3 separate regions of the Homo sapiens genome follow, and regions 2 and 3 are each linked to region 1. A link is a loop called in an ENCODE intact Hi-C map of the cell type or tissue named here. Cell type or tissue: endothelial cell of umbilical vein. All regions are shown on one strand.

Region 1 (8,000 bases):
AGTTAATGCATAGTCTTTAAAAAAAATAAAAAGCTTAAATGTACCATGCTGAATGGGTGGAATAAACAATAGTTGAGAAACTAAAATAGCATAAGAAAAGACATTATGGTATAAAGAAAGAGCAAATGAATTTAAAATGTGTGTAGAAAATATGAAATCAAATGTGTGATGTGTATATGAAGGTGAGATTGCATTTAGGTAAACACTTTTGTTTCTTTAGGGGTGACCTCAGTTAGTGTTTAGTTAAGATTTCAAAAGCTTGTGCAAAACGTAACACATTCCTAACTCAAAATTTTCACCCACCATGTAAAGGAGCTGCATGTTACAAGAAACCTGGAAGAAACTGCTTGTGTAGACTCTGAAGGTCAGCTTTTATCTGGCAGCAACTTCTTATTACTTTCAGCTCTTTCACATTTCCTTCAAAATGATCTATGTTTATGAGAATAAACAATAATAAACAAGGCTCTTCTGGGACTGACTCTTACCCTAGTGGCTTCTAAAATATGATACCTGATGTTGGAAGTTTAATTTCAACTTTTAAATATGAAATATTCAGCTTCTCCACTCTGAAGCTGAATGCCCAAGCAGAGACATTTCAACTGTGTCTGCTGCCTATTCCTTTTCCTGCAAAACAGATTCAGTCAGCATTTTAAGGAAAAACTCATTTTTTATCGGTGGCCATTTCACACAGAATTTTAAAATAAAACAATGGAGTATTCAGTTAGCCCCAGTGACCTCTTCCAGATTCCAGGGTGGGGATTTAATGTCTGTTATTTGAACCTACTCTGACTTCAGATGAGTAAGAAACATCCCATGCTTGCATTAAGTTGAGGTGGAGGCATTCGGTTGGAGCTGAACACGGTTAAAACAATTCTTCAATTTGTATGAAGTAGATGTATTCATCCAAGCCAAGAATCCTTCCCCATTCTCACCCCAACCATGTGCAACATTTTACACATGGAGACAGTTGCATTGATTCACATATCTTGTGGCATTTCTTTCCTTATTTATCTTCATAAAGGTCATAGAAGCATCCACCATTCCTTTTCAGCTGGGCACAGTGGTGAATTACAGAGCCTCTGCAGAATCAGACATTGGTCTTACTGCAAACAAGGATGCCTCATCTGAATGGCTTACAGTTTGAAAACTCCATTTGTGGCCGGGCGCGGTGGCTCACGCCTGTATTCCCAGCACTTTGGGAGTCCAAGGCGGGTGGATCACAAGGTCAGGAGTTCGAGATCAGCCTGGCCAATATGGTGAAAACCCATCTCTACTAAAAAAAAAAAAAAAAAAAAAAAAAATTAGCTGGGCATTGTGGCAGGCACCTGTAGTCCCAGCTACTTGACAGGCTGAGGCAGGAGAATCGCTTGAACCCAGGAGGCAGAAGTTGCAGTGAGCCAAGATTGCACCACTGCACTCCAGCCTGGGCAACAAAGCAAGACACCATCTCAAAAAAAAAAAAAAAGTTCCGTTTGCATCATGCACTTAAAACCTTTTTACACATAATACTTACACTTTTCAAAATGAGTCACTTTGGTTTCTCAGTCATAAGGAATTTTTCGTCAAAATAGCATTGAATCTGAGCTGAAGTTCTAATATTCACGTCCCCTTGGAATAGAGTTGCCAGATTTAGCAACAGACAGAAAAACAAATATAAAACAATAATGAAACAAAATACGCAGTTAAACCTGAATGTTGGGTAAATTATATATATATATATATATATTTTAGTGTGAGTATGTACCATACAATAATGGAAACATAGATATACTAAATATATGCAGTTTATCCAAAATTCAAATTTAACTAGGCATCCTGTATTTCATCCGTCAATCCTATCTTGTAACCATTATGGATAACAGGAAAGATTGTGTTTTACAGCTAAAGTAATTGAGGCCCAAAAGGGCAAAAAAGCTTTTCTTCAGTATCTCAATCAATTGCTGTGTTTTGGTTATTTTACTGTATGGTACTTCTCAGGCACAGCTGAGAGGAGGCAAGATTGTCAAGGGCACTTTCAGATGTTCTTATTCTCTCTGAGAAGACATTTTCCCCTCAGTTTTCTGTTCTTGGCCTGCCTTAGCTTTCATGAAAATGCATATTCAGGTAACGCCCAGTTGGAAAGGCTCCATTACCTTATTTTCTCACTGTGGGTTAATTATTGATTTACTGGCTTATTTACTTCTCCCTCGTGAAGTGAATCTAGATTGGTGGAATTTCAGGCATTAATTTGTGATAGGTGAGAGAAAAAATTGTGTGTTGGGATGTGGGTTCTCACAACATTATTAAATTGGGACAAATTCCAGTACGTCCTAAATATTAATTGCATCAACCTGTAGCTGATTGCTGAATACAAAGTCACTTGGAAAGCTTAACACAATGTAGATAAATAACATGATTGTACCTCGGTTCCCTGCCCCCGAGTAATTTGGGATGAAGGATTAGAATATATACTCTACCCTTACTATTTTGTCATAAAAAATTTTCAAATACAACAAAGTTGAAAGAATCATTACAAGGAACACTCATATACTGGCCACCTAGAGGCTACAACTAACATTTTGCTACGTTTAGTTTATCACATATCTTTTCATCTTTCCATTCTTTTATCCATCCATCAGTCCCGTCTTTGATACATTTAAAAATAAGTTAAACACCTCAATACACTTCACTCCTAAACATTTCAGCAGGTATATCATTAGTTAGAACTCAAGAATTATTTGTGATTTTTTTAAGGCAAAAATTACACACAGTGGAAAGTACAAATCTTAAGTGTGCCATTTGGTACATTTTGACAAATATATATGTGTGTTTATGTATAGATACACATATACCTGTGTAACTTACAGATTACACAGATTATATCCATGTAGATATAGGACATTATCATCACCCCAGAAAGTGTCCTTGTGGCCCATTCCAGAATAGGCAATTACCATTCTAATTTTCTTTTTTTACCATAGTTTTGCCTATTCTGATCTGCATAGAAATAAAATCACACAATATGTACTCTTGAGTAAGGCTTCTTTCACCCAGCATCATGTTTTTGAGATTTGCCCATGTAGTGTGCATCAGTAGTTTCTTTCTTTTGATTGCTGAATAGTATTTAATTTTATAAATATACCACAAAATGTTTAGCTATTTACCTGTTGAGGAGCACTTGAGATGTTTCCAATGTTTGGCTATTATAAATAAAGCAGCTATGGACATTCTATTATCTGTCTTACCATGGACATGTGTCTTCCCCCACCCTCCTCTACTCCCTTTTTTCTGTCCTCTCCCTCCAATCCCCATCTCTACAGTAACCACTCAGGAGTGGAATCAGCCAGGTTTGGGAAGCATTTTACTAGTTTATGTTATTTGGAAAATATTGGTTATCATATTGACTACCTATTTAGGTTTGTTCTAGGGTACAAATCTAGACGGATTTTAGTTTTCCTCTTGGCTTCTTCTCATTTTGTTCTGAGAACTCACAGGATCCAAATCCTCTCTAAAGTGTTGGAACCAGTCTAGGATACTCTGCATCCCTAGAACATGCTTAGAATAATTCCTCATTGTATTCTGGATGTAAGACATCTCTGATAGGATCTTTCTCAGAGTCAAATTATACGATGTGGGTGAATGTGGCATTGACTTATTTTTCCATTCACTGAGCATGTATTTAGTAGATGCTGTATACTTTTCCTGAAAATACAAAGATGTATAAAATGTGGCCCCTGCTTTCAAAGACCTCATAGACTTGTGGGGAAACAGACGAGACAAATGGCCATTTTGATACAATGTGATAAATATTTTGGAAGATGTAAGTATAAGGTTCTGTGGGAGCACACCTTAAAAATGCACTTGACCCAAAGTGGAGGGCATCACACAAGACTTTCCAGGGGATATGAAGACTAAATCATGTTGGGAATGGACCCAGGGGCAGTTAAATAGGCAGGCAGGAGAGGGAAGTATGTTGTGGTTATAAGGGCTATGGTGAAGTGCAGCAGGAAGGAGATTGGAAGTAGCTGGGAAAGATAGTCAGTGGTGATAGGTGAGGCTAGAGAGAAGGTGGGAGGCTGATGGTGATGAGCTTTTAGATTACGTTGAAGGGTTTACTCTATATTATACAAAGCTTCTGTGCACCTATATGTATATACGTGAGAAATAGATCACAGACTGTCAGTTATTTCTGTGTCTATTTTGATAAACTGAAAAGAGCCCCAGTTTAGTGCCTTGAGCAATTTATTCTTCAAATAAGGTTCTCAAAGAGGGTAAGGCATCCACTTGGTGATGCTGGGTGAGATTTTCTTTAAAAAAAGAAAAAAAGAAAATGACTCACTATCAGGCCATATTTGAAGGGAAATTTCAGAATCTTTGCTAGAACTGGATAACTGCTGACCCTAGCATCCTTAAATTAACCTCCCAGGAAATGCAAGATTTATAAGTTGTGGGCTTTTTTTTTTCTTTTGAAATAGGTCTTAATAATTCAAAGAACTTTTTAATGATTTTAAAAGTGCATGTTAAGTACTTGATGGATTGGATCAATTCAGTCTTTGTAGTGCTGTGTGTTGACATCCTCCTCTCTACATATGGAAATTCGACAGATGTACAGAAATGCTACACAGGACGGGATGTTTCTTTATGGCATTTCCTTGTGCATCTCATTGGAGAAAAGAAATGTGTATATGTACTTTATAGTGAGTCATTAACTATAAAAACAAGCTTATTCACAAACCTGCTTTGATCTGTATTTCCTGTGATTTATCTTTGCTGTCTTAGCATGTACTGAATTCCTGATTGTTATTAACTCCCCAAATATTTTACATCATTCCAGATAATCAATGCTTATCACAGTCAATACAGATGTTACAAGATCCTAGAAGAAAGATGGTGTCAGCATAATAACATTTTAATTATTATAGCATGTGTTTTCAACTGTATCTTTTGTTTATGGCATCAGCTAACAAAGCTACTGTAACATCTGGTTCATAGAAAGTATTAAAATGATTGAACATGTAAATCATAGCTTTCCCCACCAAAGACTTAAAGTAATAGTGTGTAACTGCTTGAAGGTACTAATGCTTGTTTAATTAATTTAAATCATGCTGGTAAGACTATATTTTCACTTTCTGTTCCCCTGAACTTGCACTCTCTGCAGGGTTACTCAACTGTTAATGTAAAACAAATTTGCTTGTGGATGGTTTAATGATATGAGATATTTGATTTGAACTAACATATCAGTTTTGTTAATGAAATCACAAGTTGGGCTGTTGTAAGGGAAACAACTTTCTTGTTTGGCAAAATTCTGTTTGGTTTGTAAATTTTATTTACAAGCATTATACACTTACTTTTGTCTATACTGAAATGTAAAATCCTGGAAAGTGCTGTGAAATGTGGGATACATACTTTTCAAACTCTTTCCCATGTATTTCACAGCCACTACTCCTGCAGAGTTGGAAACTACATTTTGGAGAAAGAATGAGCGGGATCAGATTGCTGGTGCAGCATTGTCTAGCTTTTCCTCAGTAATATCTCACCACTTCCTTTGTAAATGGCACAGTTCTGCCAACATGTGTTCACATTCACTCTGCTTATTGGAAGAACTGTGGTTTCATGTCAAGGGGTTGCACCAAAGGCAACGGCACAAAAGTTATACTGGATGGAGGGTGCAACAGCTGGATCAGCCACATGCACTTCGGTCAACTCATCTTCACCTGAAAACTAGATGCACAGGGAGGGTGAGAACTTGTTCATGGTTAAAAGTGAAAGGTCTTTTTTCTCCTGCTTTTTACATGAATGTTTGCTCTGATACAATAAAATGCCCTTGCTTCTTCCCAGGTGTGAGACTAGGCAAATTGCAAACTACGTTGTCATGAAATAAGAGATATCACAGAGACTCAGTATTTTTTAATAAAATACTAGAGGAAGTATCTGGTAATATCAAAGCTGATGATGGTTATAATGGAAGGAGGCCTGTGATTCCAAAAATCTTTTTTTTTTTTTGGATCTGCTGAAATGAGGGCTTATGGTGGAAAAAGAAAGGAGGGAACTCTAGCACTGAGAAAGATTATCAGATATGTTCTACTTTCTTGGGCTCTACTCTCCAAGGGCCTACACTCTCTTAACCAAGCAAGTTTGTAGAGATTTTTCTTTTTTCAGCTCAAGATACTGAATATGCTGGGCATTCTCACAAGGACTAGTGCAAGAAGATCTGGGGTCAGTGAAGAGTATCATATGGGGTCTCAATTTTAAAGAAAGGGTAGAGAATATAAATCAGCACTAGCTGCTTCCTCATGAGAACATTTTGTTACGGTAATGCAAGGAAGTCTGTGAAATGCTAAATGCCATGGAGGCAGGTGGTAGCCTCTTAAAGTCTTAATGAAAGCTTGAGAATTTTATCTAATTCATGTCATTGACTTAAAGTAAAACTAAACAAAAACCATTCTGGAAAAAATGGGTATAGCATTTACTTAGAATTCTATCTAATTCATATCATTGACTTAAAGTAAAACTAAAAAAAAAAATTCTGGAAAAAATGGGTATAGAATTTACTTAATTAAAAAAAAAAAGGCAAAATCCTTCAGAGAAGCAATAACACTCTCCACGTTCTTCCCAGCAGGACATCGTGTTTATTAAAACATCATCGTCACTTAATTCCTTTGATTATCTTATAAGTATTACATGATAATTTCACTTTTAGGAGTTTGCCATCTTTAAAATTTTGTTTTTAGTTTCAATACCTTTAGAGGTACAAGTGGTTTTTGGTTACATGGATGAATTGTATAGTGATGAAGTCTGAGATTTTAGTTCACCCATCACACGAGAAGTGTACATTGTGCCCAATATGTAGTTTTTTATCCCTCACATCCCCCCCTCTTCTCAGTCTCCAACATCCATCATACCACTCTGTATGCCTTTGTGAACCCATATTTCAGCTCCCACTTATAAGTGAGAACATATGGTATTTGGTTTTCCATACCTGAATTACTTCACTTAGAATAATGTCCTCCAGCTCCATCCAGGTTGCTGCAAAAGACAACATTGCATTCTTTTTTATGGCTGAGTAGTATTCCAGGGTGTCTATATACCACATTTTCTTTATGTTGTCATCGGTTGATGGACACTTAGTTTGGCTCCATATCTTTGCAATTATGAATTGTGCTATGATAAAATACGTGTACAGGTGTCTTTTTGATATAATGGTTTCTTTTCCTTTGGGTAGATAACCAGTAGTGGGATCGCTGGATCAAATGGTAGATCTACTTTGAGTTCTTTGAGAAATCCCCATACTGTTTCCATAGAGGTTATACTAATTTACATTCCCACCAGTAGTGTATAAGTTTTCCTTTTTCACCACATCCATGCCAACATCTATTGTTTTTTGACTTTTTAATAATTGGCCAACTTTTAAATCACTTGTTTGTTCAACTTTTGAGTTTCCACAGATGAACAGATAAACAGATAATTATGATAAAATGTGGAAGTAAAAGAGGTAGGCATGAGATATCACTGAGAGTTAGAGGTCAGGTGTCTAAACCAGTTTGGAGCAGAAGTCTCAAGGAAATCTTCCTGGGAGATTGTTGGTTTTGCTGGAGGACAAATGGATTAAGGGGTGAAAAGAAATAAGGCTGCTTTTGTGGGCATGGGCATATCACAGCGTATGAGCTTTTCTAATGACATCCATTTATAGAGATTTTTCTAGACATAAAACTAAAATGCAAGTACATTTTAAGGATTATATACATATTACAATGAAAGGAAAAAGTTTTGATTATTTGACAGAATTGAAATTCAAATATATAAGGTAACTGAAAGGTTATTTTGGTATTAATCTTCATTTTGTAGAACAACATTGCTGTATACCATTTAGAGTGTTACTCACTGCTTCTGTTTATATTAGAAAAGTGGTTCAACAATCAAAGGAATCCAGGGTGTGTGAGTCATTTTTTTTTTCTTTTTTAAAAATGTAGCTATGCTTGGAGAATCAATTAAAAAAAATCAATGTATGTAAAAATGCTGTT
Region 2 (8,000 bases), 260 kb before region 1:
TAAACAGCATAAATTTCTTTGCCTTTTGAACTAAATCAGACACACACTTCTAAGAATCATCTCCCTAAGACTCTCTCTTTCTCCCTCATTTTTAGTTGAGTCTTTAAAAAAGGAGCCTAAATTTAGCTTAAAAGAAGTAATCCACTGGTTTATTTTGGTGTTGGACATTATATTTTTCAGGTAGCAATGTGTGAGCAAACCTTGCAGCTTTCACAGGTGAGGAGCCCATAATGGTACCCAGACACTTTATCTCCACACACGGGACAAAGCTCTTCCAGATCTTCATCATAGGAGTAATTCACCATTTTAAATTGAGACACTGAAACAAAAAGAGAAATGTATACACATATTCAATTAATTTACATGTAGGTGTTAATCCTGCAACAAAAAGCATTTTGGTGATTGCTGGGCAAATATCACATGGTAAAATATAAAATAAAAACAATTTTTAGCAAGGTCTTACTGAACTATTTTTACAAGTAAAACATCTTTTGTCATCAATAAGCATGGACCTCATATAATTCCATGTGCCACAAACAATTCCAACTTCTTTTGTTAACATTTTAAACTGACCGCTTTTAAACACAAGTCTCATAACTCCACAAAGCAACAAATAGAGACATGAATTGCATAAGGTGACAGTTTAGAATTTCTTTTAAATCCCTATGAAGTTAAATTCCAAAATGTCACCTTCGCCTAAGGTAGAGAAACAAGCGCAGGCTTTATTCCCTCCCTCTTGAAGTGGTTTGCTGCAAGTGCACCTTGCTTACAGGGACAGCAGCACCAATTTGCAAACTCTGTCCGACAGAGAAACTGAAGCCCCAGAAACCCGCTTCTCAGCAGCAGCCCACTTTAACTAAACAGCCTGAGGCTCCCAACTTTCAGATCTGTTAGATAATCGAAACATTCAGTTCCGTATTGACAGTACTTTTCTATTCTGGATACTTTCATCTCCTTACGTTTGAAAATCTGTGAAAATAAAAAGAAGGAAAAAGAAAATAGAGGACGCCCGTACGGGGAAAAATACCAGAAGAGTAAAAGACACACAGAAGGGTTTTGGTTTCAAAGTATTGAAGCCCTGTAATGAACCTCACATGTTTCCGATCATCATAGCAAAATATAAACACCTCGAGATCGCCCTATTAAAGTTAAACAGAAATCAGGCCGCCACGACGCGCGGCGCGGCTCACTGCCGGGATCGGGTAACCGCCTTGCTCCGGACGCAGACCCACGAAGGCGTCTTCGCAGCTAAAAAGATGACAAACTATGCACAGGAAGGGCAGTGACCAGGAGACCCCAGGAAGTGCCTGATCCGGTATTTCCCGGAGACTCCACATCCACACAGGTCAAGTATGGGAGCGCGGGGCGCGGGTGGGCGGGCACCCGCAGGTCTGCGCAGCCGGGACCCTGCCCGCACTCCCCCGGGCACTCTTCGGCGAAACCCGTGGGCGCACCAGGCTCTCGCCTAGGCTCTACCTCCTGCTACCCAACGGCGCACAAACACGCAGCCGAGTTTGTTTTAAGTTAATCAGTGGCGTTTGCAGGGGGTGGGGCAGGTGGGGGATGGAAAGCCACGGCCGGGCAGAAGTTTCCTCTGATTTGTTTACCAAAAAGGAAAGAGAAATAGCCCCCACCCCATCGCCAAAGTCCTCCGCCACAGTATCGCCGCAGTGATGACTTGTTCTTTTGAAAATAAAGTTATTTTTTTTCTCTTTGGTTCCCGAGCTCTTCGGTCGGAAAGGGCCGTCAGGGGGGTCACTTGCAGCACTTTGCGGCTAAGGACTGCGCGCAGACCCGCGGAGTTGACGCGTCTCTTCCCGGGCCACAGAGCCCTAGGATGGCTCACAGGGGAGTGAGTTAGCCAGAGTTTGGGAACATTCCGAGAAAAGAGGCTCCAGAGAAGGCAGGAGCCTGCCTTCGTGAAATATTAATAAAGGGATGCTAGGCGAGGTCCTCCCAGCGGTGCCAGCCTGAATCCCAGCCCCAAGAGACCCCCACTAGGGTTTTAGGAACCTGGGGGTTTGGGAAGGGCCGAGGGTTCAGAAATTCCTTTATAGCCCCTAGACGTTGATAGCTCTCCTAACAATCGCGATGACAGTCTTGAGGCATGTTTTAGGAACAAGGCGAAAAGCGCACTTTCCCAACTGTGATCTTTTCTACCTCCCCTTCCCCCAACAAAGTAAACTCTAACTTTACACCAAAGGGGCACAGATAGGCAACTGCTTTCAGAGGGACTCCGTGCCTACCTCGGGGACCCGACATCGAAGAAAGACCGAGGCATGAGGTAGAGACTCTCTTGAAAAAACCCAAAGACAGAGGCTGAGTAGGGAGACGCTGCTGTGTGAGGCCTGGGCACCTTTCAGAGTTTCCCAGATGCTCTGGTGCAGCCGAAGTAGGCGTTTGGGGAGGCGAACTCATCGGGGCAAAGAAGCGCCCACACTCTTCCCCAGTTTCGGTCTAGGGAAAGAAGAACGGACGGCGGTGCCTTGGAAAGCTAGGGCCTCAGAGAGGCGCACAAAGTTCCCTCAAAGTTGGGCGCGCTGCTCTGTCCCGGGACCATGTAGTGGATCGTCTTTCTGGGCTCCTACGGAGGCGTCCCAGGTGGGAACCAGAGCAAGCAGGAGAATGGGGTCCCCATCCCCCAGGGGCTCCTCCCGACAGGCAGGCCTCTAGTCTCCGACGAAGCCTTGCCCCGGCGCTTCCCATGCTGATTTCGAACCATGGGCTGAGTGAGTGGCGACTTCTGAGCCCAGGCACCAAAGAAAAACTACTTCTCTGGTTTGGGGGCACTAGGTAGTGTGTCCAGAAGACCCCTCTCGAACTTTCCAAAGAAAACGTTACCAATAACATTTCTCTCTCCGCTCTCAAAATAAGTCTTTGGCTTCTCGCGCCAGAACAAGAAGCAGAAACTTTCCTTTTGGAGCCAAGAATCGTGCCGGCCTCACCCAGCGACCCCAAGGGTAGGCCCTCTCCGGAGCTGCCGGCTGAGGTCCCCCAACCCAGCCCCCCAGCGCCACTTCCCCGATGCCCCACACTAAACTGGAATTCCAGGTGCCCGGAAGAAAGGCTTCTTTGGACCAACCGGGTTCCCATAGCAGCCAGACCCACAGGTCAGCCTCCGGGGCTTCAGCTCTAGGGGACTCTCACAGCCCTACCTAGAGGCTTGGGGAGACCCCAGGATGACCGATGGGGTAACGGATCACAACCCGCACGGCGCACGCCCTCCAGCTACGTATTTTCCCCTCCGCGGTAGGGCGACTACAGGTCCCCCGGCCTGAGCGCCCGGGCGCGCCGCCCACTCAGCACCGCAGAGTGCACCAGCCCTGAACTCTGCTCTCAACACCTCCCAGTCCTTTCAAGTTCGCGCAAGGGGATGGCAGGAAGCGTTCCGGGATCACAGGCCCGCCGGCCCGCACATCCTGCACCCTGGAAGGGGCGAGGATGGAAGAGCACCGGTGACTTTTCCTAGCATTGTTCCCTCCCTGGCCCAGAGCAAATGAGATAAACTTCTGAAGGGCTTAATACAAGCCATAGGGTTGCTATTTTGGAATGAGGAGAAAATGTAGCCAGCGGGATTTGTTTTTTTGTTGGCAATCAAGAGCTGGGAAAACGAATGGGACCTCCATATTTTCAGATCTCAGATTTTAAAAGGGGGCAATAAACGAACCGCTGTCCTCCCACCCCCAACTCACTCAGCACTACGCGTACAGGGGATGGGGTTGGGGTAACTTGTTCCCTTCAGTTCTGCCAGCAATGTTGAATTGTCCAAATCCGAGCTGGCTGCGGGTGTCCGCCTGGGCTTTTGGTGTGGTCACATGTATTCTAATAGCGCTAAGACAATCCTTTCGGAGGTCACCTCTTTCTGTAGTTGACTTTCCTAGACTGGGTCGCCTCCCTCCACACAAGAGTACTGGTTGAAGTACAGTACACACCAATTCCAATGACAGAGAACCTGTTCGGGTGTCCAGTGAGACATTCCATTTCTTAGAATGATCTTATTATTCTAAAGTACCTTTAGCCTGAAGCTGCCCTGCTTGGGTTGCCATAGAGCTGGAAGCCTCTCTTTCCTTAATTAGAAGCGGCCAATTAGACGTTGCTTGGAAAAACCTCTGCCCCGCATTGTTCAAGAGCCATAAACTTTTATGCCTGCACCTGGGGAGGGGGCTTGACTCCCGCGGCTGCGAGCGCCCAGCGGGGCTACTCCCGCGCCCGCGCGGGGCGGGAGGCTGAAGCCTGCAGGGCGAGCCCGGGGGTGGGGAAGCAGCGGGAGCCGGAGCGCCGCGCGGCGCCTCCTTACCTTGCATGTTTTCCGGCATCTGGCCCTGTTCCCCATGCGATCGAGCCAGTCCCAGGGCTTCCGTCTCCACTTTGGGCAGCATGACAAGGCGACCGCGGGCGGGGATGGGGGATCCGTGTCGGTCCGGAAGCCCAGCACCTGGACACGGGCAGCACAGATTCAACTCCGGCGAAAAGAAGGAAGGGGCGACCGGGATGCCTGCTAACCCAACCCTCTCGCCTCGCCGGAGCGTGCCTCCGCCTCCTCGGGGCTGCCGGGCAGGACCTCTGAGCCCTGTCCGGTCTCGCAGCTCCGGAGCCGCCCCCAAGCTGCGAGGAGGAGGTCAGGGTTAAAAAAGGAGGCGAGGAAGACAGCGTCCCGGCCCTCTGGTTCGGCTCCGCAAGGGCGCAGGCGGCGGCGGTGGCGAGGACGCAGCTGCCCGGGGCGCGGAGCCGTGAACCGCCGAGCTCCCGGCGGGCAGCGGAGGCGACCGCGGGGCTGCTATTGCCGCCCCGGCTGTGCCGCTGCCACTGCTCCCGGACGGCTCGGGCGACTCCTTCCCCTCCCTCCACCGCCCTCTGGCTCAGGATCGGCAGGGGTCTCTCTCCTCTTTCTCTCGCCTCCCTTCTCTCTCCCCTCCTCTCCGCCCCTTCCCCCTATCTCTCTCTGCCTCTCTCTTGCTCACTATCGCAAGTGTGGAGTTGTGAAGTTCCAACCTCCCTCTCCTGCCTGGTCCACTCCCCGCGCGGGACCGAGAACGGCCCTTCCCAGCCCCGAGGGTGACGGTGCTGGGAAGGACAGGGGGGAAGACGAGGGGGAGAAGGAGGTAAGTAGGGCCAGGGGTTGGGGGAAGGCTGGATTGAGGGGTGAAGACAGTGAATGCGGACGCGGGTTCCGGACTCAGGTCGGACACTAGCCGCCAGCCAATAAGGATGAGGCTCAGGCTCCAGTCCCCCGGCCTGCCCCAACCTCTTCACCCCGCCTCACCCCCTCCCACCCCACCCTGGCCCGGGGCGGGGGGATGTAAATGCAGCCGGGTCTTACAGCTAGTCAGAAGCGACCTCTGTCTGAGCGTGGCGGCGAAGGAGAAGCAGCCAGAGCGGCAATTTCCTCGATCTGAGGGGAAGCAAGAAGAAGGGATGGGGGCGCGGGTGGGCGTGTGCCCTTGCTAGTGTGTCGGATGAGGAGATGAAGGGAGTTAAACACCCACTTAAACCATTGAAAGGAGAAAATTTAGCTGACCGTTCTTACATGCAGAGTTGGTCTGCGGTCAAGGGTCCTCCAGCTTCAACTCCCCAGGGCACTGAGACCCTGAAGAGGCGACACGTGGGCCCCGGCGCCCTGAAGGGGCCGAGGGTCAGCTCAATGAGAGGCGGGCCACAAGCCAAGAGCTCACTCATAGAATTAGAGGAAGGGGCAGCGACTCCTCTTTCCCCAGTCTGCTCCCTAGTCCCTTCGTTCACTTTTAAAAGACCCTCGACTGGAGCCCAAGATCATCTAAGCGACAGACTTTCCAGTTTTAGTGACCTGTGTTTCCACACGGAATACAAGGATCAGTCCAGGCTGTACTTTTTCATTCTGTTGTCTGATGGGACCATCCACTTGAGGCCGAGGCCCAGCATTTAAAAAATGTTTTAAAGAACCATCTGTTACGCAAGCTCTTCGACCACCAGCCCAGCCGCATCTTCAAAGTTTTCAGATCTCCTCCCAACAAGATGAAAAACATTCTTTCCAGCCTCCTGACTGCATGCGAAATGCCTCATATTTAGAATCTGCTGTGCAACGAAGTAATTATCAGAGTCCACCCACAAGGGGGTGAATTTGAATCTCAAAAGATCTAAGTTTATTCTATTTGAATGGTATAGAGATTACACATTGAAACTGCCCAATCCGGTATTTGGTGACTTGGAAATTATTCCAATCTTTGCAGTGCATAATGTACATAAAATGGGTTGTTCATCACCCACCCACACCTGGCAATTCAGGTACTACTGACTCTTAATTGATTTGTCATTTTGCTCTTCAATATATATTCAGGATCAAAGTTATTTAGACTTCAGCTTTAGTAGCAACTTCAGGTTTCGTGGAAACATTTAAACTTATGAAGGCCTGTCCATTAGTTTGTATGGAGAAGTGGGCTGAAGTTGCCAAAAGCTCCAATTTTTGTGATAGTATCAAGTATCACTGTCACTACATTTCAGTATTCCTAGTTGTTTTAAGTATCACTGAGAACTAAGAAAATAAAGAAAGGGAGTCAGTTTCAGGGCTCACTGCAGTGGTTGCCCTGCTTTGCTCGTGAACTTTGAAAATCAGTTTATTTCAAAGCCTTAATTAAGAAGAACCTCCTCCCACAGCAATGCGAAGAATTTATGGGTGCACTTATGATACAGCACCTTTCCCAGACCCTAGCATGGCAAGGATGCAGGACTCCAAACGCTTGGTCCTAAGAGGAAACCTCCAACCCCTAGTGTGTGGTGGTGATTTCACCTCTGCTTGGTGAAGCCGGGGGAAGTTAGGAGAGTTGAAAGAAGTTGAAAGAGGGTCTGACAGGACCTTGAAATTGTAGTGTATCAAGAAACCCTGCCTTGGCTTGAGGCTGAACCTGAGGCTGAGGCTGACCTAGTGAGACAAGCTTTGTGACCATGCTCATAACGCCAGCTGCCAGGGCCAGAAGGGACTTGCTTAGGCCACACTAGCGACTTCTTGGTCCATGCCAGTCTACCCTCCCACCACATCCCCGAAAGATGGAGAGTGGTGGTGGCAAAAGGCCAGCTGGCACTCATTTATCTCTCCACAGGTGGACTTTCCAGGAAAGAAAAATCCTCACAAAATGGGAGGGGTGCGGGAGGGAACGGTGGCTGGGGACTGGGTTTTAAAAATCCATGCTTTAAAAAATTAACGCAGGAGCTTGTATCACGGAGGGAAGCCCTTTCCTTTGCTTTGAAAGTCTAGTCCAGGCCAAAACCTAAGCGTAGCAGCGAAATGGAGGGGGACTGAAAGAGCAGAAAGTCTCGAGCGAGAGAAAACGACCTTTCCTAAGAACCAAGGGAACTCCTAGCTCAGAAGCCTAAGCCCTCGGCGCTCCAGGCCTTTAACTCGACGATGGGAAACGCTCCCTGGGGGCAGCCCTATTTCAGATCCCCTGGAAGGATGTCAAGATCCCCGCCAGCAGTGGACAAGGCAAGGAATCTTCCACTGGAATTGATTCTTGCCAGAGACCCGAGGGCACACAAACCTTCCTCAGGTAGCTCTGCAAGGGATTTAAGGAAGCAGCTGGGTCTCCATCCAAGAGGCAGAGGCAGGGGCGGCGGCACCAGGCTTCCAGCGTCAAGCTCATTACTGCCCTCCAAGTGCACCCTTTCTTCTCCCTCAGAACTCCCTCCTCCCTCTGAGCACTCACTCTGGTCCTTTGACCCTTCAATTCTGCTGGGCAAGGGACCCCTGTTGAAGCCGGGGACCCGCTAGCTCAGTGACCTTGGACGGGTCTGGGCGTCCCCCAGAAAGCCCTCTCCGAAAGGAAGCTGTGGGAGGAGGAACCCGAGTTTGCGGTGTCTAAGATGGGTTATTTGAGAATGGTTCTGGGTTCCCGAGGCCACAATATGAAGACAGCCAAGTGGCTGCGGGAAGGGAAAGCAGTTGAGATGTAAGTAGGTGGAACCGGGTCTGTGTGGTCTAAACGCCGGCGCCAGCGGTGGTCTGCACTGACCCATAAATACACCTACCG
Region 3 (8,000 bases), 53 kb after region 1:
TAAACTGGTTATAGAATGCTATCAATGAAGATAACTAGTGTAAGATAATTTGATACTGTACAACTTAATAAAGGTCCTAGTCAATATCTAAACCTATGATATTAGTTTTATGTTGGAAAATAAATTATACAATGGAACAGGAAGGAAACAAGTGTTTATATAGTTTTTAAATTCAAAATCAAGACTTCCCTAACATATGCAAAGTAAACATGCATATTTTATTCATTTAATTACTTTAGAATAGTTGAGAGCACCATAAATATCTTAAAGTTTATGTTGAATTTTTTTATTAGGATAGCATTTAAACATATACTAATGAGGAGTGAAGGAAAATACTTAGGAGTAAAATTGTGTTGAATATTAAATAAACATTAAAAGTTACAACACTTTGTGGTCCTTAGAGACACTTTACAGAATAACATATAGTTATTGTAAAAGAAAGCCCAATAATGCAACAGCCTCCTAATTGGTTCTCTTAACACGTCTCTCCCTCCACAGTCCATTTTCCACAATAAAGAGTTATCATCCTGAAAAGCTGATCTGATCACATGCCTTCCCTTCTTAAAGACCTCTGCTGGCTCTCTGATGCCAGAGGATGAAGGCTAATCTCCCCAGTCTGGCCGGAGCCTGCTCCTCCGGCCTCATTTCCTGACAAACTCCTCCGCACACCTTAACCTCTGGTCCCTGAACTGCAGAAGCAGGGCAGAGTGGGGCAGGCAGGGCTGAGGAGGCAGGGAAGACGTTTCATGAACACCACCTGATCAGTGCTTCTCTCTTTGGGGTGCCTTGTCCCCTTTTTAGTAACCAAAATGATCTGCAGTTTCGTTATCCACTCTACCCTTTTACTTCTTCATTTGGCCCATTCACTATACTCCAGCAGAGAAATGACAGAGCAACAAGAAATCAAAACATTCTCACAATATAGTGCAAAATGTAAGGAGAAAATATACTCTCGCTCCCTTCTCTTGCTGTAAATTACCTCATGGGTATGGAAAATGACAGATACCAATTCCCTATGGAAGTGGAAAAAGGACGCATCGCCACGAAGAAAGTGTCCAGAAAGCCCCTTCGATCTGCTGAGTAAGGGATGTTCAAGGGTCTCCAAGCACAGCTCCAGCTTCTTGAGCTGAGTTAGGCACCTAAGTGCTCAATAGATGTTTGTTAGTAAAATGAGTTTAATTGACTAATAGATGTTAGTAGGTTGAAGGAAGGGGAATCATTTTAAGGATACCATATATAAATTTATTTCAGATACTGTATTTCTTTTTCTACCAATACACCGACACTTTCCTTGATAAGAAATTTTGTTTTTAGTTTAAGCGAAAAAAAGAATGCAGATTGAGCACCTGTTTATTAGTAGGAGCTACAAATTCTTAAGGGCCCGAATGTGTTGGGTCGTTATGGGCATTTTCTTCTTTTTGCCTCCACACAACCCTGGAAGTTGGTATTATGAACCATATTTGTACACACACAGGGATGTAGTAAAATCTCTCAAAACATGCAGATATATAAGTGATGGAGTGGGGATTCGAGCTCATGTTTATCTGATCCAAAGGAAATGATCTTTCTATTATGCTTCCTATTTATATAGACCAGAGGCTTTAAAAAAATTTCTTTCAAGCTCAGGAAGTCATTGATCTGAGGCCCCTTACTAAGAAGACATTTTTCTCAATTCCCTGAAGTTTAACATTAAGGACCACTATTTCAGTTGTTGTGAGTGGGCAAGGGGGAAATAGATGATTTCCTATGTAATCTGAGCCCGTCCCCTTCAAGATCTTTATATATTGTGTTGCAGACTCAAAAATGAAAGTAACCTTCTTAATATCTTATTTTATCATTCTTATAATCTTATTTTATCATTCTTATAATTGAAAGAAATATTACAAAAGTATATTGAAAATTAATTGACACAGGGACAAGGCACTAGTACAAATGAAATTTCCATGTAACTGTCGTTTGTTTATGCAAGGAATATCACTTCACAAACTATTAAACCCAAACTATGGCAGAGCATAAAAGAGCTTGTACATCAAGCACTTAGTTGAAAGTTACGTTATGCTAACTAGCTGAAGAGCTTGTCAACATCTCCTGGGTTAAGTATGCCACCTCTTTGATCATCCAAAAAGGTTTCCAACACTGTAGGTGGTCCTAATTAACAGGAAACTGTGATCTTCTTTTACGACTAGATTTTACAAGTCAGGCAATAGAGCACGTTCTATTAATGCTTACTAATATCGTCCTATTCAAATCCAAATATCTCCCCAGATACACAACTGATTATGAATGTGTGTCCTGTTTTAATAGTATCTTTTAAGAGAAAGTTTGATGCTGCTTATCTAAATATCCTCAGGGTTCCTGTAGTCAATTATATTTTCTCATCATGGACTAAGAATGCCCACCCTTAGAGTAAGCTTCATATCTGAATAATCCACATCTGAATTCTACCTTTGATTTAATTTACATGATCTTCCTGGGAAGGAGGAGGATGTGAGGGTGTGTGTATGTGTGTATGTGTGTGTGGTGTGTATGTATAGATGGTGTGGTTTTATCTGTATTTAAGACCTTCTATTTTAACAGCCACAGGAAAGAAACTGTTTGCTTTACATACATAAATCACTTTTAATAGTTATGCCAACCACACAAGATAGTTATTTTGATGTTCATTTTATTTATTATTTATTTTTTTAAATATTTGTATACTTTATTCATGCTATAGTAGTAAAAAAAAGAAGCTTTCAAATTATATACATAAGGAATGAAATTTTAGTAACTTCCTTAGAGAAATATGACTCTGAGGAAGTCACATTAAGTCTCTATTTTCTCATCTCCAAAATCGTTATCATGATAAATATCTCATAGTGGTGCCTTTGTAAAGGACTTGGTCCACATTAGTCACTCAAAATTGGCAATGTTATATTAATTTTTGTTTATGAATTCCCAGTTTATCCTAAATTGGTTTGCACCAACAGAGAGCAATTAAATCCGATTACATGATCTTTTACATTCAGAATCCCTTGTTTTCACTAGCCCTAACCATGTAAGCAGATTTTCCAGGGAGCATTAGGTGAGGTATATGTATCTCAAATATTTTCTATTAATAATAGTAGGTGATTTGGTAATTAGAAATACCAGCCTCACATTACAGAAACAAAGCACTATTTTTAAAAAGTAATTTGGCCTTTGGCTCACACAACCTGCTGAATGTTTTACTGATTACTCATGGACATGCATTTTTTTCGTTTGTTTTGTTTAAGAGTTCCAGGTGTTCTTTTTTTTTTCCTTTTTTTTTTATTATACTTTAAGTTCTAGGGTACATGTGCACAATGTGCAGGTTTGTTACATATGTATACATGTGCCATGTTGGTGTGCTGCACCCATTAACTCGTCATTTACATTAGGTATATCTCCTAATGCTTTCCCTCTCCCATCCCCCCGCCCCACAACAGGCCCTGGTATGTGATGTTCCCCTTCCTATGTCCAAGTGTTCTCATTGTTCAATTCCCACCTATAAGTGTGAACATGTGGTGTTTGGTTTTTTTTTGTCCTTCCGATAGTTTGCTGAGAATGATGGTTTCCAGCTTCATCCATGTCCCTACAAAGGACATGAACTCATCATTTTTTATGGCTGCATAGTATTCCATGGTGTATATGTGCCACAATTTCTTAATCCAGTCTATCATTGATGGACATTTGGGTTGGTTTCAAGTCTTTGCTATTGTGAATAGTACTGCAATAAATATACATGTGCATGTGCCTTTATAGTAGCATGATTTATAATCCTTTGGGTATATACCAAGTAATGGGTTGGCTGGGTCAAATGGTATTTCTAGTTCTAGATCCTTGAGGAATCACCACACTATCTTCCACAGTGGTTGAACTAGTTTACAGTCCCACCAACAGTGTAAACGTGTTCCTATTTCTCCACATCCTCTCCAGCACCTGTTGTTTCCTGACTTTTTAATGATCGCCATTCTAACTGGTGTGAGATGGTATCTCATTGTGGTTTTGATTTGCATTTCTCTGATGGCCAGTGATGATGAGCATTTTTTCATGTGTCTGTTGGCTACATAAATGTCTTCTTTTGAGAAGTGTCTGTTCATATCCTTTGCCTACTTGTTGATGGGGTTGTTTGTTTTTTTCTTGTAAATTTGTTTGAGTTCTTTGTAGATTCTGGATATTAGCCCTTTGTCAGATGAGTAAATTGCAAAAATTTTCTCCCATTCTGTAGGTTGCCTGTTCACTCTGATGGTAGTTTCTTTTGCTGTGCAGAAGCTCTTTAGTTTAATTAGATCCTATTTGTCAATTTTGGCTTTTGTTGCCATTGCTTTTGGTGTTTTAGACATGAAGCCCTTGCCCTTGCCTATGTCCTGAATGGTATTGCCTAGGTTTTCTTCTAGGGTTTTTATGATTTTAGGTCTAACATTTAAGTCTTTAATCCATCTCGAATTAATATTTGTATAAGGTGTAAGGAAGGGATCCAGCTTCAGCTTTCTACATATGGCTAGCCAGTTTTCCCAGCACCATTTATTAGATAGGGAATCCTTTCCCCATTTCTTGTTTTTGTCAGGTTTGTCAAAGATCAGATACTTGTAGATGTGTGGTATTATTTCTGAGGGCTCTGTTTTGTTCCATTGGTCTAGATCTCTGTTTTGGTACCAGTACCATGCTGTTTTGGTTACTGTAGCCTTGTAGTATAGTTTGAAGTCAGGTAGCATGATGCCTCCAGCTTTGTTCTTTTGGCTTAGGATTGTCTTAGCAATGCGGGCTCTTTTTCGGTTCCATATGAACTTTAAAGTAGTTTTTTCCAATTCTGTGAAGAAAGTCATTGGTAGCTTGATGGGGATGGCATTGAATCTATAAATTACCTTGGGCAGTATGGCCATTTTCACGGTATTGATTCTTCCTATCCATGAGCATGGAATGTTCTTCCATTTGTTTGTGTCCTCTTTTATTTCATTGAGCAGTGGTTTGTAGTTCTCCTTGAAGAGGTCCTTCACATCCCTTGTAAGTTGGATTCCTAGGTATTTTATTCTCTTTGAAGCAATTGTGAATGGGAGTTCACTCATGATTTGGCTCTCTGTTTGTCTGTTATTGGTGTATAGGAATGCTTGTGATTTTTGCACATTGATTTTGTATCCTGAGACTTCGCTGAAGTTGCTTATCAGCTTAAGGAGATTTTGGGCTGAGACAATGGGGTTTTCTAAATATACAATCATGTCGTCTGCAAACAGGGACAATTTGACTTCCTCTTTTCCTAATTGAATACCCTTTATTTCTTTCTCCTGCCTGATTGCCCTTGATGTTCATTTTAGAGATTAAGAAATCAAACTCCATCTGTGGAAAGATGGTAGATTGAATACATGCATCTAATTTTATTTCTTTTGAAACCTCAGTGAAAAATACAATAAAGAGATTTGTAAAAAATATAACCAACAAGATGGAGGGATGAGAGTAGGCAGAGTCTGTGTGAATGTTACAAAGCAAACAGATGAGGGACAACTGACTTACACCAGAGGAAGCCAAATCTTACTCAAAATATGGAAGCTCAGACCCAGTTACAGGTAGAATTCCCAAAAGGCTCAGAAATGCTCAGTGCTGGGTATAAGGTGGAAATAACAGGGCGTAGAGAGCTAAAGTAAGAATTTACTGAACACTGTTTAAGAAGTAGATTCGAAGATGCCTTTTTCTGCCCTTTGCTGCTGGGTAACTGTTCATTTTCAACTCCCAGAATTCTAGTAGTCCAGGTGTCACCCCTCAGGCAGGAGGTTGGAAGAGTCTTTGCTGGAGAACCAGAGCAGCCCCAGAGGAAAGACCTAAAGATCCTACGTAACAGGGTGTCTCCAAAATGGACCAGCAAATCACTCCAGAGTAAAGCTCATAAATGACAAGTGGCACCCACCGAACAGTGCTTATTAAGTCTCCACACTTTTTTTTTAACCTTATTTTCCTCTGAAAATTGCATAACAGTATAGAATACATATTATAAGTAAACAGCTGAAACAATTATAAAACAAACAATTATCAGAAAGTTGCCAGCATTCTAAAGCTCCCTGCGTGTTCCTTCCTAATCCCAATACATTCCTTTCCACTAAAGGAAACCAGTGATTCCAACTTTTATAGTACTTGCTTATTTGCTTTTCTTTGCCAACTAAATGAGGATGCCTAAATACTGATATATATGTTAATTAGTTTGATTTAACCATCCCACAATGAATACTTATTTTAAAATGTCATGTATACCATAAATATATGCCATTTTTGTCAATGTAAAAATAATTTTTCAAAGCCTTATAAAGTAATCATAGGAAGGCAGTGTGGTATTAGAGCAAGGATAGACAAAACAAAACAACAACTGATTCAGTGTTACCTGCCTTTGGACTTTTTATAAATGGACTCATAAAGTATGAATTATTTTGTGTTTAAATTTTGTTATGTGATTTACTCATATATATTGTTAGTAATAACTGAAGTTTGTACATTATTATTGCTGTATAGTATTCTAATATTTACATGAGTATCCCACGATTTATTTATCCATTCTACTCTTGGATAGTGGATGCTGGAGTTGCTTCTAGTTTGGGGCTATTAAGAAAAATGTTGAGTGACATGTTTGCTCAATCTTCTGTTGCATATATATGCACATGCATTTCTTTAGGGCATGGGTTGGCAAGCTTTTTCTGTAGAGGGCCCCAGAGAGTAAATATTTTAGACTTTGCAGGTCCTATGGCTTTTTTTGTTACAACTACCCAAATTTGTGAAGAAGCACCCATACCTAAGGGAATAGGCAAGGCTGTTCCAATAAAACTTTATTTACTAAAACAGGTTGTAGACTGGATTTGACTTGAGGGCTTTAGTTTGCTAACTCTTATTTTAGGGAATCTGCTAGGAATGGAATTGTTGATTATAAAGTAAGTATATTTTCAATAAAACCAAGCTGGTTTTCAAAGTACCACAAACAAAGTATGAGATTAATTATTGCTCTGTATCTTCTACTTCAACTCTTGGTATTGTCAGCCATTTTAATTTTAGCCATTCTGGTGGACCTGTAGTATTATCTTATTGTTGTTTTAAGTCTCAAATCAGTGATCAGTTTTGAAGTTTTCATGTCAATTGACCAGTAGGATATTTTTTCTTTTGAGCAGTACCTGACAAGGGGTTTTTTTTTTTTTTTTTGGTGGAGGTTTGAGGGGAGAATTTTTCTATTAGGTTGTCTGTTATTTTCTTATTAATTTATAAAATTTGTTTAAATATTCTGGATAGGAACTTTTAAAAGTTATTCATGTTATAAATACCTTCTCCAACTTTGTGGCATGTTTTTACACTCTTTTACTGTTTTTTTTTAAATGAATAAATGTTCTTTATTTAATTGGTGTCATTTATTAAATTTTCTTTAATACTGGTATTTTTGTGTTCTATTTAAAATAAATATTTCTCTGCTCTAACATCTTGAAAATATTCTACATTTCGTTTTATATATGTTTTGCCCTTCATATTCATGTCTGGAATCCATTTGAAATCACTTTTTAAAAATATATGATTAGCTGTTAAGTTAGCTGTCAAGTTTTAATTGTTTTCCATAAGAATACCTAATTGACCCAGCACCATGAATTGAAGACATCGTTCTTTCCATGCTGCTCTGCAATGCTAATTTTATAATAAATTAAGCAGCTATAGCATATGTGTTAGTCTGTCTCTGGTTTCTCTTGTCTGTTTCATTTTTTTTTTTTTTTTGGCTATCCTTGCTCTAATATCACACTGCCTTCATATTATTACTTTATAAGTCTTTGAAAAATTATTTTTTAAGTTGACAAATAAAAATAGTGTGTATTTATGATATACAACACGACATTTTAAAATATGTATTCATTGTGGGATGGTTAAATTAAGCTAATTAACATATGTAACCTCACATGCTTATTATTTATTTTATGGTGAGAATGCTTAAAAAAATCTACTGTCTCAGCAATTTTTAAGAATACAGTACATTATTATTAACGATG

The links. Peaks named below come from ENCODE experiments on the same cell type or tissue, not always from the same donor. Only the 100,000 strongest peaks of a DNase experiment are listed, where the experiment ranks them.
Region 2: a loop joins it to region 1, with 2.8 times the contacts of the local background. A loop is called at or near these places in 2 of 110 quality-filtered maps.
Region 3: it touches region 1 in a loop (5-fold over the local background); 2 of 110 quality-filtered maps call a loop at or near these places.

What each region holds. Positions count from the first base shown.
Region 1 is chr1:199,781,033-199,789,032 of GRCh38, reverse strand. No RefSeq gene overlaps it. Among named protein-coding and RNA genes, the nearest start is that of NR5A2, 240 kb to the left of the region's middle. In endothelial cell of umbilical vein, no CTCF peak of the experiment used is centred here; DNase peaks (open chromatin) are centred at 4,692 and 7,862; H3K27ac peaks cover 2,217 bases.
Region 2 is chr1:200,036,093-200,044,092 of GRCh38, reverse strand. It overlaps NR5A2 (nuclear receptor subfamily 5 group A member 2), which reads right to left. Exons shown (of 8, transcript NM_205860.3): 2 at 4,298-4,435; 3 at 201-319. Among named protein-coding and RNA genes, the nearest start is that of NR5A2, 12 kb to the right of the region's middle. RefSeq lists enhancers at 2,878-3,680, 7,268-8,000. In endothelial cell of umbilical vein, no CTCF peak of the experiment used is centred here; DNase peaks (open chromatin) are centred at 812, 1,472, 4,412, 4,972 and 3 weaker places; H3K4me3 peaks cover 4,772 bases; H3K27ac peaks cover 353 bases; H3K27me3 peaks cover 1,282 bases.
Region 3 is chr1:199,728,501-199,736,500 of GRCh38, reverse strand. No RefSeq gene overlaps it. Among named protein-coding and RNA genes, the nearest start is that of NR5A2, 300 kb to the left of the region's middle. In endothelial cell of umbilical vein, no CTCF peak of the experiment used is centred here; a DNase peak (open chromatin) is centred at 3,140; H3K27ac peaks cover 1,030 bases.